Regions from separate parts of the Homo sapiens genome. Here region 1 is linked to region 2. A link is a contact called in ENCODE Hi-C data. All regions are on one chromosome and are shown on one strand. The core of a region is the stretch at or near the end of the contact, and the rest is flanking DNA. Distances in the headings are between cores, read along the strand shown.

The links. A loop is a pair of places that touch in the nucleus more often than their neighbours do. Pooled maps may share reads with other maps.
Region 1: a map with no recorded cell type shows a loop between it and region 2 (2.7-fold over the local background). The contact joins two enhancer-like sites. A Hi-C loop is called at or near these places in 4 of 37 single-sample maps with no recorded cell type and 2 of 50 pooled maps.

What each region holds. Positions count from the first base shown.
Region 1 is chr12:76,774,932-76,782,425 of GRCh38, forward strand. All of the region lies in intron 1 of ZDHHC17 (zDHHC palmitoyltransferase 17), which reads left to right. Among named protein-coding and RNA genes, the nearest start is that of ZDHHC17, 15 kb to the left of the region's middle. Within about 2 kb of position 2,885, at least 6 of the 41 ENCODE cell types and tissues checked have a DNase peak (open chromatin) inside an H3K27ac peak, as active enhancers do.
Region 2 is chr12:75,955,331-75,962,132 of GRCh38, forward strand. It overlaps the pseudogene RN7SL734P. Among named protein-coding and RNA genes, the nearest start is that of PHLDA1-AS1, 72 kb to the right of the region's middle. RefSeq lists an enhancer at 2,152-3,097. Within about 2 kb of position 4,935, at least 6 of the 41 ENCODE cell types and tissues checked have a DNase peak (open chromatin) inside an H3K27ac peak, as active enhancers do.

The sequences.
Region 1 (7,494 bases), core at 1,635-4,134, 820 kb after region 2:
TTTTTGAGACAGGATCTTACTGTAGCTGGGACTGCAAGTGCACACCACCATGCCTGATTAATTTTTTTTATATTTTTAGTAGAGGTGGGTTTCGCCATGTTGGCCAGGCTGGTCTTGAACTCCTGGGTTTAAGCGATTCACCTGCCTTGGCCTCTCAAAGTGCTGGGACCACCATGCCCGGCCTCTTTGTGGTTATTCCTGATAGCACAATTGTACACCTGCTGCCCCCATTTCATTAGCAATCCATTTAAAGAGCATTTTAGAAAGGAGTTTGATTACTGATTGTTTTCTGAAAACTGTTGATAACTTCCAGTAAGATCAAGAAAATCATCAAAACTTGTGGAATGTGTGTCAGTGGCTTGGAGAAGGAAATCCTAGAGATAATAGTGACATTCTTTTAAGAAATGCTATATTTCAGTGTTCTTGGTGGCTCATAAACAATATTGTGATGAAGAACATGGTATTGAAACTCTAAGTTGAACAGTGATTCCAAAGAGGCTAACCTTGAGCATGAACAAGTTTTAGCAATACAGTAACTGATTTGTTTATCTCCATTTGATATAGCCTAAAGAGTGATATTTTAAAAATCTAAGTAAGTCTGTAAAAGATTTTTCAATTAGTGTAAATAATCCTTCAATTAGTAGAAGTAAAAATTTGAAGTGATAAAAAAGCATTCAGTTCAGTTGGCAGTATTTTCTTTCTTAGTGGTACATACAATAATGGTGCATATTATAATCAATAGCATCTTTTGATTTTATGAAATTCTGTCTCTAAGTAAAATTTAGAACAATACCTGGCAAATAGTTAGCTGTTGTTTTATAATCTTTACTTACTTTCTTTCTGCAGTTCCAAGATTTTAAGAGAGCATGTACACTATTGTTAATCTTGTTTTTAACCCTAGAATTTTACCTCCCTATGTTCTTTCACTGAAATTATAAATATTCATTAATCTTTATTTATATTTCTGTAAATATAATCATGAATAAATTCTAGACAGTGTTTTCTTTGGAAATTTTGCTTTCTCTTTGACCACTCATAATGTAAATAGCCAGAATCTTCCACCTGTTTGTGAGAGGTTAATTAGCTTGATTTCAGAAATTCCCATTAAACTTTTTTTCCTTATTTGTGTCCTTTTTCCATTGAATAATTGATGTAATCAAGTCCCAAAAAAGGGTACAGGTGGAAAAAAAAAATTCTTGACAAACTAGAATCTAGTCTTCTAGCATAGCAGACCATATATAAACTTAAACTTTCTGAACATTATTATCCTAACATCCGATTTATTCTATACTGTTGAATAATGTATAAATTTTAAAGGTATCAGAAATTTAAGTTTCAGCATGGGTTTTTTTTAGCCTTAATGGTGACACATGATTATTGTAAAAAATTTAAGTAGTACAGAAGGATATATAGTTCATGGTGAAGTCCCACAGTTCCCTGTCCCCAGCAAGCACAAACTTCTCTCACTCCTCACAGGTAAATACTACTTTAAAGTACACTCAGAATTTTCTATGCTTGTACATTTAAATATATATTTTACATACATGTTCATGTATATTTATTTCCTTGTTTTTATTACATAAATGTTATGTTATAAAATCTGTATTTTTCTGAATACAATTTGGACATAGCTGTATTTTAGCACATAACGATCTTCCCTATTCTTTGTAGTGTCTGGACCTGCATTGTTCAATGGTGACCACCACTGATGTGTGGCAGTTTAAATTTAATTAAAATGAATAAAATTTAAAATTCAGTTTTTCAGTTATACAAGTTACATTTCAAGTGTTTATTAGCTATGTGTGGCTAGTGGCTGTTGTTTTAGGTAGCACAGAATTATAGAACAGGTCAATAATCTATATACAGAAAGTTCAATTGGACAGCTTTGTTCTGGACAGTTTTTTAAAAAAACTTGTATGAAAATTTTTTTTACTGTGTAACTTTTTATTGAGGCATATTTTATGATAAATTGTGCACATTTTAAATGCTCAAGTTGATAACTTTTCTTGAACTTTTTAAAATAGTTGTAGATTCACATGCAGTTGTAAGAAATAACACGGAGAGATCTCATGTATCCTTTACCTTGATTCTCCCAGTGGTAACACCTTGCAAAATTATAGGACACTGTAGGATAGGATAGGATAGTATATAATAGCACAACCAGGAAATTAACATTGGTACAGTCAAGATACAGCACACTTCCTTCCCCATAAGGATTCTTCATATTGCCCTTTTATACCCATGTGGTCTTCCTTCCAGCTCCCAACCTGTCCTTAACCCCTGGCAATCACTAACCTGTTCTCCATTTCTATTATTTTGTAATTTTAAGAATGTTACATAAGTGGGATCATGTAGTATGTAACCTTATGGGATTGGCTTTTCTCATTCAGCATAATTCTCTGGAGAGTCATCAGGTTGTTGTGTGTATCAGTACCTTGTTCCTTTTTGTTACTGAATAGTATCCCACAGTATGGATGTACCGTGATGTGTTAACCATTCACCCATTGAAGATTATCTGGGTTGTTTCCAGGTTTTGGTTATTAGAAATTAAACTGCTTTAAACATTTGTGTACAAGTATTCATGTAAACATAAATTTTGATTCTTCTGGGAGTGCAATCACTGGGTCATATGGTAGTTGCATGTTAATGTTTGTAAGAAACTGACAAGCTGTTTTCCTGAGTAACTGTACATTTTACATTCCAATCAGCAGTATATGAGTGAGGATGAGGGAGAGCTGCATCCTCACCAGCATTTGGTATTGTCACTTTGTTGTGATTTTTATTGTTATATTTACTTTCTAATTGGTCTTGGGATCTCTATCTTGAGAGGGCCATAAGGCAAGTAGCGTCACTCTAGGAGAGCCCTAGCAGGGATTGGGGAACTGAGTTAGGTTTGTGCGTGTGTGTCAGGTGAGACACATGAGGAAGTGAAACCAGAATGAAACGAGATTTACTGGTAGAGCCCAGAGAGGTTAAGGTTAAGGAAGGATGCGGGGAGCTGAGGGAGGGGAGAGAGAAAAAGAGTGAGAGGGAAAAGGGGATATCAGTGGGACTATGCCTTTTTTAAGGTACATGGGCATTACCCTGTAGGCTTTCCTGTGGTGGTTGTGGATTGGCTAGTTTAAAGCAAACACTCCTGAAGGGAGATCTTATTTACATGACTCTGGTGTTGACCATTAGGTTTTTATCGTGGTCAGCAGCTGTGGGGAATATTGAGTTTTTGGTCAGTGAGATGAAGAAGTCTATATTGCAGACAGTCACACAGGCAAGGGAAGTTTTTTTTTGTTTGTTTTTTTGAGATGGAGTCTCGCTCCCACCCAGGGTCGAGTAGAAGGGCACGATTTCAGCTCACTGCAACCTCTGCCTCCTGGATGGGTTCAAGCGATTCTTCTACTCTCCTGCCTTAGCTTCCCAAGTAGCTGGGACTACAGGCATGCACCACCACACCCAGCGAATTTTTTTAGTTTTTAGTAGAGACGGGGTTTCACTATATGTTGGCCAGGCTGGTCTCAAACTCATGACCTCAGGTGATCTGCCTGCCTCGGCCTCCCAGAGTGCTGGGATTACAGGCATGAGCCACTGTGCCCTGCCGGGAAGTTTTAACTAGGCCAAGATGGAGGGCTATAGCTGGGTTTCAGATAACTTACGTTAGATCTAAAAATGGATGCTGAGTCAGCAACCATAATAAAGAAATTTTTGACACTTTTTAATTTTAGCCCAGTCTTATAGGTAAGTGATAAGTCATTGTCATGTTAATTTGCACTTCCCTAATGGCAGATGATGTTAAATATCTTTTCATGTGCATATTTGCCATTTGTATGTCTTGTTTGGTGAAGTGTCTCTTCACGTCTGTATGACTTTGTCAGGGCTCCCATAACAGAATGCTACAAACTGGGTGACTTAAACAATGGAAATTTTTTTTCTCCAGTTTTGGAGGCTAGAAGTCCAAGATCAAGTTTCTTCTGAGGTCTCTCTGCTTAGCTTGCAGATGGCTGCATTCTCATATTCTCACATGATCTCTTTATGTATCCAAATTTTCTCCTTTTTAAAAGGACAGTAATCACATTAGATTAGGGCCCACCCAATGGCCTCATGTTAATTTGATCACCTCTTTAAAGACCCTAGCTCCAAATACAGTCTGTTCTGAGGTACAGGGGTTAGAGCTTCAACATATGAGTTTCGGGGGTATACATTTCAGCTGCTAATTGTGTCTTTTGCCTATTTCCTAGTTGATTATTTATTTTACTGTCAAGTTTTGAGAGCTGTTTATATATCTTAGGCACTAGTCACTTTGTTGTGATTTGCAGTTATTTTCTCCCAGTCTGTAGCTTGTCTTTTCCACCTTTGTATTAGTCTGTTCTCACGCTGCTAATAAAAACATACCCAAGACGGGGTACTTTATAAAGGAAGGAGGTTGAATTGACTCAGTTACACATGGCTGGGGAGGCCTCACAATCATGGCAGAAGGCAAGGAGGAGCAAAGTCACGTCTTACATGGTGATAGGCAAGAAAGTGTGTGCAGGGGAACTCCCATTTATAAAACCATCAGATCTTGTGAGATTACTATCTCACTAGAATAGCATGGGAAAGACCCATCCCCATGATTCAATTACCTCCTACCAATTCCCTCCCATGACACGTGGGAATTATGGGAACTACAATTCGAGATGAGATTTGGGTGGGGACACAGCCAAACCACATCAGCCTCATAACAGTCTTTCCCAGAGCAAAAGTTTTAATTTTGATGAAGTCTATTCGACCAATTTTTCCTTTTATGAATTGTGCTTTTCATGTCAAGTCTGAGTTTTCTTTGCCTAGCCTGAGATCCCAAAGATTGTCTTCTGTGTTTTTAAGTTTATAATTTTACCTTTAACATTCAAGTTCATGATTAATTTTGAGTTAATTTTTGTATAAAGTGTGAAAGTTAAGGTTGAGCTTCTTTTTTCTTTTTTTTTTGCCTATAGATATCCAACTGCTGTGGTACATCTCTTCCATTGAATTGCTTTTACATTGTTGTAAAAAATCAGTTGAGCATATTTGTTGTTTTTATATCTGGGTCTTCTGTTTCATTGATTTATGTATTCCTCAGCCAATACTACACAGTCTTGATTACTATAGCTATATAGTAGGTCTTGGAGTTTAGTAGTTTGCTTCTTCTCACTTTATTCATCTCTTTCAAAATTGTTTTAGCGGTTTGTTTTCTTTTACTTCCTATGTAAATTTTAGGTTAAACTTGTCTATTGTCTACTTGCTGGGATTCTGATATTAAATTTATATATCAATTGGAGAATTGACAGTTTTTACCATATTAAAATTTCCAGTCTGTCATTATGGCATGCCTGCTTATTTATTTAGATATTCTTTGACTTCTTTTATTGGTGTTTTGTAGTTTCCAGCATAAAAGATACTGTACATGTTTGGTTACAATAATTTCTGTCTCCTCATGCCCACTTAAGGACACCTCTCCAGCAGTTCTCTACACTTAACATCATTAGTTTTTGGCTCTACCAGATCATTTCTGTTAGTGATCATTTCTCTCATCTTACAAAACAAAAGCAAAATAAAAAACTTTATTTTTCTTTGATTCCATGTCACTTCTGGCTACCGCCCAACTTCTTTGTAATAAAATTCTTAAAAAGTTGTCTGTACTTGCTGTTCCCAGTTCCTTTTCTCCCATCTTTTCTTAAGTCAACTGCAGCCTAACATGTGCCCCACTTTCCAAGTAATGTGACCTCTATATTGTTAAATCCAATGATTACTTGCAGTCTTCATTCTTCCTGACTTTTCAATAGCATTGATGTAGTTGATCTCTCTTTGATAAACTTCTTCACTTTTCTTCAGGGAAATACAAATCAAACAAGATAAAATTAGGTAGCCATTGGATCTCCCCAAATTAAGAAGTCCGATAGGCCGGGCGCTGTGGCTTCTGCCTGTAATCCCAGCACTTTGGGAGGCCGAGGTGGGTGGATCACGAGGTCAGGAGATCGAGACCATCCTCATCCTGGCTAACACAGTGAAACACCGTCTCTACTAAAAATACAAAAAAAAAAAAATTACCCGGGCGTGGTAGCAGGCGCCCGTAGTCCCAGCTACTCGGGAGGCTGAGGCTGGAGAATGGTGTGAACCCGGGAGGCGGAGCTTGCAGTGAGCCGAGATTGCGCCACTGCACTCCAGCCTGGGCGACAAAGCGAGACTCCGTCTCAAAAAAAAAAAAAAAAAAAAATCTGATAAATCCAAGTATAGTGAAAGAGAACTCACACATTGCTAGTGAGAGCATAAATTGTTACTACTACCTTGAAAGATAGTTGAAGATACTTATAAGTTCTATTAAAACTAATACGTACTTACCCTAGAGAAACTTTTACAGATGAGACCCATATAAGATTGTTCATTGCAGTATGGTTTGTAGTAGCAAAAAGTGTTAAGCGACTTGTATTTTAATAGGTGCTTTGTTTTGAATGTCTCCTCTAAAACTTATGTTGAAAGTTAATTGTCATTGTGATGGTATTAAGAGGTGGGACTGCTGAGAGGTGATTAGGCTAAGAGGGCTCTGCCTTCATGAATGGATTAATGTCCTTATCAAGAGAGTGAGTTTGTTACTCGAGAGTGGGTGGTTCTAAAAGTAAGTTTAGTCCTCTCGTTTGCTGTCTCATGCTGTCTTGCCCTTGCACCTTCTACCATGGGATGATGCAGCAAGAATGGCCTTGCCAGATGTGGGCCCCTTCACCTTGGACTACTCAGCCTTCAGAACTGTAAGAAATACTTTATTTTCTTTATAAATTACCCAGTCACTAGTGTTCTGTTATAGCAACACAAAATGGACTAAGACAGTAGGAGAATATATCTGGCTTATTCATGTAATGTAATACCATTTAGCAATTACATTGAATAAAGTAGAGCTACATGTATCAGCACAGATAAATCTCAAAAACATAATGTTAACTGAAAAATTCTAGGTGTGATAGGGTAAGTACTGTATGATGTATTTGTATATAACTGAGTGTTAAGTGGGTTTTTTCTTGTCACCTTAGCGTTTTTCCTGGAGCCTAAAGCTAAGGATAGTAGCTGATAAAGCTGATAAAGCTGCATTATAAAGAGATGGTGTTGAATTTTTTGGCAAGTGGCCATGATTTGTTCTGGAACTTTAGCACCTCCAGCCTATACAAGATAAAAAAAGAATTTAATTTGAGGAAGGATTCTTTGAAGAGTTATCAGCTCAAAATGGAGTGCTATAGTCTTTACATTATCTTCTCTGTGGGTGAAAAACAATTTCTCTGAGAGATTGGGGGACTTTTCAGGAAGGAAGATGGTCCTTTAGCTGGATGCCTGCTGGGTTGCAGAAAATAGTTAGGCCTCCCTCCCTGGAATGTTACCTGAGTAAAGTGTTAGAGAATTCTTGGGAAAAGTATGATTTGGGTCTCCTGGAGTTATGGAAGGCCCAGAGACTGAGGCCTGCTGCTGCATTCCTGGAGAAGAATAAATGTAACAGATATA
Region 2 (6,802 bases), core at 3,685-6,184:
TCCTCACTCACCCCCTGGGCTGCTGGCCAGGAGAGAGCAAGTGCTGCAGCCCCCACAGCTCCCAGTTGACTGCAGGAATGCAGGGGGCAGCATCATGATAGCCTCAAATACCTACAGGCCCTGGTTCATAGCCTTGGGTTCACCTGCCCAGGCAGGGGAGAGAAAATTCCATCAGTGAGTATAACAACACACCGTCCTGCAGGCTTGACCCTTTTATCAGGTTACAGGCAGGGAGGCCAAAGCTTAACTCGGTGTGGTTACAGATCTTACGGAAAACAGCAGGCAAGTGTGGACTACTTGGCATCTATATAAATAACATGCAATTTCTTCCACACTATATATTACTTAAAGCTAATCGCATTATTATTCAAGTTAGCACTTCTGCCTAAATTCAATCTATTGCACTTAGGCACAGTTGCAAAACGTAAGGTCCTAGTTTTTAATTTAAGAGAAGTCTGGTACCCAAAGCTTTGCTTGTAGAGACCAAGCCCTACACAAAAGGAAATTATCTTAAACCATACCAGAGCATCATTTTAAATTCTTCTGTCAGTACACCGAAGTTTATTTTATCAATTGTCTTTTTTTCTTAAATTATCATCCAATTTTTTTTTTTTTAAACTATAACAGTCCTGCAGTGAACATCCTGGTAGCTAAATGTTTGTGAAACAGCTTTATTATGGCCTTAGGATAAATTATTTGAAGTAGAATTGTCAATTCAAATGGCATATACATTTTTACGGCTTTTGAAATCAAATTGCCAGATTGCTCCCTCAGAAAACTTATCCCAGTCTTTATCCCTGCTAGTCTTTTATGGAAGTGTTTATTTCCCTGTAACTTTCTCTACATTGGATATTACCATAAAACAAAATTGTTAATTTGATAGACGAAAAAAATAATTTCATGGTTTTCCTTTGTATTCCTTTATTAGTAATGAAGTGAAAGATATTTTTATATGCTTACTATTTACAGTTGTCCCTCAGTATCCATGGGGTATTGGTTCCAGGACCTCTTGCAGGTACCAAAATCTGCAAATACTCAGGTCTGCAATATAAAATGATACAGTATTTTCATATAACCTATGCACATTTCCCTGTATACTTTTTTTTATTTTTTATTTTTTGAGACGGAGTCTCGCTCTGTCGCCCGGGCTGCAGTGCGGTGGCGCCGTCTCGGCTCCCTGCAACCCTTACCTCCCAGGTTCAAGCGATTCTCCTGCCTCAGCCTCCTGAGTAGCCGGGATTACAGGCACCCACCATCACACCCGGCTAATTTTTATATTTTTAGTAGAAACAGGGTTTTGTCATATTGCCCGGGCTGGTCTTGAACTCCTGGCCTCAGGTGATCTGCCCGCCTTGGCCTCCCAAAGTGCTGGGATTACAGGCATGAGCCACCGCACCTAGTCTCTTCTGTAAAGTTTTTTTTTTTTGATGGAGTCTCCCTCTGTCACCAGGGCTGGAGTGCGGTGGCGCGATCTCAGCTCACTGCAACCTTCACCTCCCGGGTTCAAGCAATTCTCCTGCCTCAGCCTCCTGAGTAGCTGGGATTACAGGCGCCCACCAGTACACCCAGTTAATTTTTTGTCTTTTTTAGTAGAGACGGGGTTTCACCATGTTGGCCAGGCTAGTCTCAAACTCCTGACCTCGTGATTCGCCCTCCTCGGCTTCCCAAAGCGTTGGGATTACAGGCGTGAGCCACCACGCCTAGCCTCCTGTATACTTTAACTAGTCTCTAGATTACTTACATTATCTAATAAAATATAAATGTTATGTAAATAGTTGTTATACTGTATTATTTAGGGAATAATGACAAGATCTAAAAGTCTGTATATGTTCAGTACAGAGATAATTATTATTTTTTTTGAAATGCTTTGATTCACAGTTGGTTGAATCCACAGATGCAGAATCCGCAGATAGAGGTGGCTGACTGTCCTTTTATGAATTAATTGCTCATATGCCTTGTAAGTGTTCTGTATATAGTAAAGATATTAAACCTTTACATATATATACTTTGTAAAAAATGAACTTCTATAATTTACATACTATGCCCAATAGTTTTTGTCTGCCTTGCCGTATATGTCATTTAAATTATTCCTTTCTTCCCTCCTTGGCTGCATTTATGACTTTCCTAATAATATTTCTAAAAGACCACTATCATCTTGAAAGAGTACAGTACATAACCCATGACGCAGGGGAGAAACGGGTACAGCAGGCAACTCTGTTCAATTTGTATGGAAAAATGTCTTGCATTTTTTCACTTTTTTGACTTGAAATAATATTTTACATCATGATTCAATGTACCTCATGTAAGTATATATGTAAATATACATAGGTAAAGCATGTTAAGTAAATGTACATATCACATATAAGTATACAGGTATAAAATAAATAAAAGTTTTCTAAAACAGTACTATCATGTTTAAAAAAAAGTTTACATACTGTACTTTCTGTTGTCTTAGGATAGATGCATGAGAAGAAAGGATACTTTATAAGGTAAGAACTCAAAAGAGGCAGGTTTCAGTATGTTGTCCAGGCTGCAAGGCAGTCGCTCTTCACAGGTGTGATGCCAATACCGATCAGTGTGGGAGTTTTGCACTGCTCTGTTTCCAACCTCTGCCACTTCACCCCTCCTTAGGCAACCTGGTTGTCTCCTGCTTCTGGGAGGTCACTACATTGATGCTGAACTTAGTGCAGACACTCAATTGGCATCATGCACTACAGCCAAGAACTCCTGGACTCAAGCGATCCTCCCACTTCAGCCTCCTGAATAGCTGGGACTATAGATGCATGCTATCATGCCTGGTAGTACTATCCTTAATACCTGCCTTGTACACAGATATTTTTCCTTTTTTCGTAGGCTAGTTGATATCAAATTAAGTTGAGTTCATGAGCCATTAATAATACCCAACCCACAGTTGGAGAAACACCATAATAATTGAAGATGCTCTGGATCCAGGAAAGAAATATAAGTATAAGCATCCTTATGTTTTCAGAGTTTAATTAATTAAAAGAAGAGTTTCTGGAATTGGGCTGCTTAGTTCAAAATCTGGTTTATGAACCATGGGAACTTGGGCAGAGTTCTTCATCTCGCTGCCTGGTTTATTTAACTTTCAAACAGGGACAATATTAATTCCTACCTTATAGAAAAGTCATGAGAGTTAAATGAGATGGTATGTGTACAATACTTAAGAAGCATGTGAAAAGCATTCAAAAATGCTATGAGATACAAGTATTCCCATCTTTATGTTTTTGGAGTCTAATTAATTAACAGAAATCTGTATTATGTTACCTGAAATATGTATTATACATGTATCATCTCATTTAAACTCTCATGAATTTTCTATAAGGTAGGGATTAATACTGTCCCCATTTGACAGTTAAAGAAACTAGGCAGAGAGGTGAAGAAACCTGCCCAAGTTCCCATGGTTCATAAACCAGATTTTGAATTAAGCAGCCCAATTCCAGAAACTCTTCTTTTCAACTCCTCTGACCTTCCACTTGCTCTGCTGCAGCCCAATATGAGTCCAGGGGCACTAACCCCTAAGTGAGGAAGAAAACTGATTGCAAAATTTAGCACCAAAGCTATAGAAAGTTTTGAGGTTTCAATAAACCGTAAGGCAGTGGGACAGGAAAGAGATTAGAAAGCAGAGAGTGAGGGTGAATGAGGGTCCGCCATCAGAGTAGCCATAGGCTGTTTGCAAAGAACCTGTTCTTTTCTAAATCTTTCTGTTCCTGCCGAAGGAGGAGTAGGTAGAAGAAACATGAAGCTCAAATAAAACAAGTGCAGGAGGAATATTAGGTCATCGGGCCTGGTTTATCTGTCAGCATTAGGCAGATATCTGTAATGAAATTCCACTATAAACATATACATGCAGGCATTTGTCTATCTTATTTTTTAGATGCAAATCTGTATTGGAATGTATAAACAAGGGTGGGAGGGAAAGGGAGCTGAAGCCATTTTTTTGAGGCTAGGAACTGTAACAAAGGCTATCCCCAGGCAAAATTTAGCCTTTATGATGTTAATTGAGGCATACCTTCCTGCAGTCCAGGTTTTAGCAGAGTCCAGAGCCTTAAAGGAGAGTCTGCCAGAATTTGGGCTTTTATAGTCACTCACTCCAACCCTCTTTTTCTTTTCTTTAATGGCTTACTATTTGTGTTTAAGTTGAAAACTTAGCTTCTTCTACTGGAAGAAGATGATGGGTTTGGTTTTCTAATAAAAAGACTACTATCAAAGTGGCAGGAAGTCTTGTTCACGCAAGTCTTTAAAAACTGCTGCAGTAATTCAGGCCAGCATTTAGTAACATCACAACCAGGAAGTCCTTTTTTAGATCTAATCTACATCCATCTTGCTGCAATTTATAAATAAATGTTGGCTTCCCACCCCAGCCCTAGAGTGCTGAATGCCCAAGGAAAATTTAAAACAGTGACTGAGTGCATACCAAACAGAGCCATCAGCAGAGTTCATTCATTTGCATACAACACATTGTGATCCTCGGATAAAAGATGCTACATTTGTACAAAGCCTTGCTAATGTTTTTTACAAATTAGTCCCATAATTAAACCCCTGCAAATAGTAATTGCAAATACTTACTTCATTACTAAATAATTCCTATTCAGAAAAGAAAAATCCAGCTCATTTACTTATTTTATTGTTGGACAGATATATACAATAGATCTTTATCTGAAGACATAGGGCATTGAGCTCTTGCTGAGATAAATTAGGAACAATGCTGAGATAAATTAGGAACAATGCTTTCAAATCCTGTGCACCAGAAAAAAAAAATGTGCTTCAGCTTTGCAGGTGTTGGCTGGAGGTGGGAGTTTCATGGTTGCATATTAACTCTCTGACCTCCCCTCGATAGCCAGGTGACAGCTGCAGTGAGGTTTCTTTGAAGTGTGACATTCCTTCGGCACTTCAAAGGACCCAGGCCTCTGAGGCAGGTATGTTTGCTGGCCACACCTGGTACCTGCCAACCCCACTGTAGCAGCTGGTGGACAGGAAGCTCCTAGGAACTAGCCCAGGGTCTCTCTAATGAAGTACATCTGACTGATACTGTTCCAAAGTGGGAGAGAAAGGCCCTCACATCAGTGAAGAGCTTCAAGCTCTGTCGTTTTCTAAGGAAACAATGTCTCCTCCACCCAGGTCAGCACTTCATAGCCCGGAAAGCAGCAAGTATGGAATTTTGACTAGAAAGTGCCCTTTGTGAAAATCAAACTTTATTCACACAGGCAAGAGGTCTGAGCAGATTGCTAAAGAGAGACTTAGTTAAAAGTGAAATGTGAGCAGAATGCTAAGGCTGAAAACTATTGCTGGGAAAGGTAAATGTGAAAACACCCTAATAATTGAATCCAACATGCCAAAGGGAGCACTTTGAGGTCAGACCTAGAATAGGAAAATAACCCTGGCCTCGATCCAAGTTGGTTAAAAAGCACTTAGCACATACGATATACTCCACACCATTGCCAATCCCCCAAAACAACCACCTTTTGGTGCTTCTTCTGAGTAACAAGTTTTTGGGTTTTGTTTTGTTTTGTTTTGTTTTTTGAGATGCAGTCTTGTTCTGTCACCCAGGCTGGAGTGCAGTGGTATGATCTTGGCTCACTGCAACCTCTGCCTCCCAGGTTCAAGCGATTCTCCTGCCTCAGCCTCCCCAGACACTGGGACTACAGGTGCCCGCCACCACACCCAGCTAATTTTTGTATTTTTAGTAGAGTTGGGGTTTCACCATATTGGCCAGGCTGGTTTTGAACTCCTAAACTGGTGATTCACTCGCCTCAGCCTCCCAAAGTGCTGGGATTACAAGTGTGAGCCACCGCAACTGGCCCTGAGTAACAAGTCTTACTGAGTCCCTACAGTACATGACCTGGTGTCAGGAAGGTAAATAAAACGCAGTGCTTCTCATTTACCATCTGGTTGAGACTTTCAGCTGTAGACCTCCCTGTCAGGCATTTAGCCTCTAAAAACAGATGCCCTCAGGTCCAAATCAGAGCCCTTCCATTTGCTGTGAGTCCTTGGGCAAATGGACTTAATTTTTTTTTGTCTCAGTTCCACCCTCAGAGAATAGCAATGAGGATTAGAGAGAATGCATGTACAATGACTAGGACAGTGTCTGGAGCTCAACAACAGGTCAACAAATATGAGCTAATACTCTTACAGCTATTACAGGGAAGAAGATGATAAGGTGGGATGTGGCCTTGGAAAAACCACTGTCCCACCCAGCTTATGGATCACATTGACTGTCAATGAACTGTATCTGCACTCATAACTCACTTGTTTCTGGAGGAAGATAGGTCTTACACTAGCTGTTTATGTTCCACGGGAGAATGCTATGAACCTAGGAACCAGGTCTCTGGTGTTTTCTGTTTGTTTGTTTTTGTTTTTTTGGAAACAGCTTCTCACTTTGTTGCCCAGGCTGTAGTGTCATGGTGCAGTCTCAGCTTGATTGCAGCCTTGACCTTCTGGGCTCAAGCAATCCTCCCACCTCAGCCCCCTGAGTAAGCTGGGACTACAGGCATGCACCACCATGCCTGGCTAATTTTTGTATTTCTCATAGAGATGGGGCCTTGCCATGTTGCCTAAGCTAGTCTCAAACTCCTGGCTCAAGGGATCTGCCCACCTCCTCAGCCTCCCGAAGTGCTGGGATTCAGGCATGAGCCACTGCACCTGGCCTCCAGTGTATTTTCCTACAGCATCTGGCAGGGAAGCCAATGCAATGGACCTCACCCTGCCAAGGCGTGGCAATGAGCTGGAAGAGCCTATACTGATCCCACCCACTACCTCCCAGTAGCATGCATGCACAGTGCTC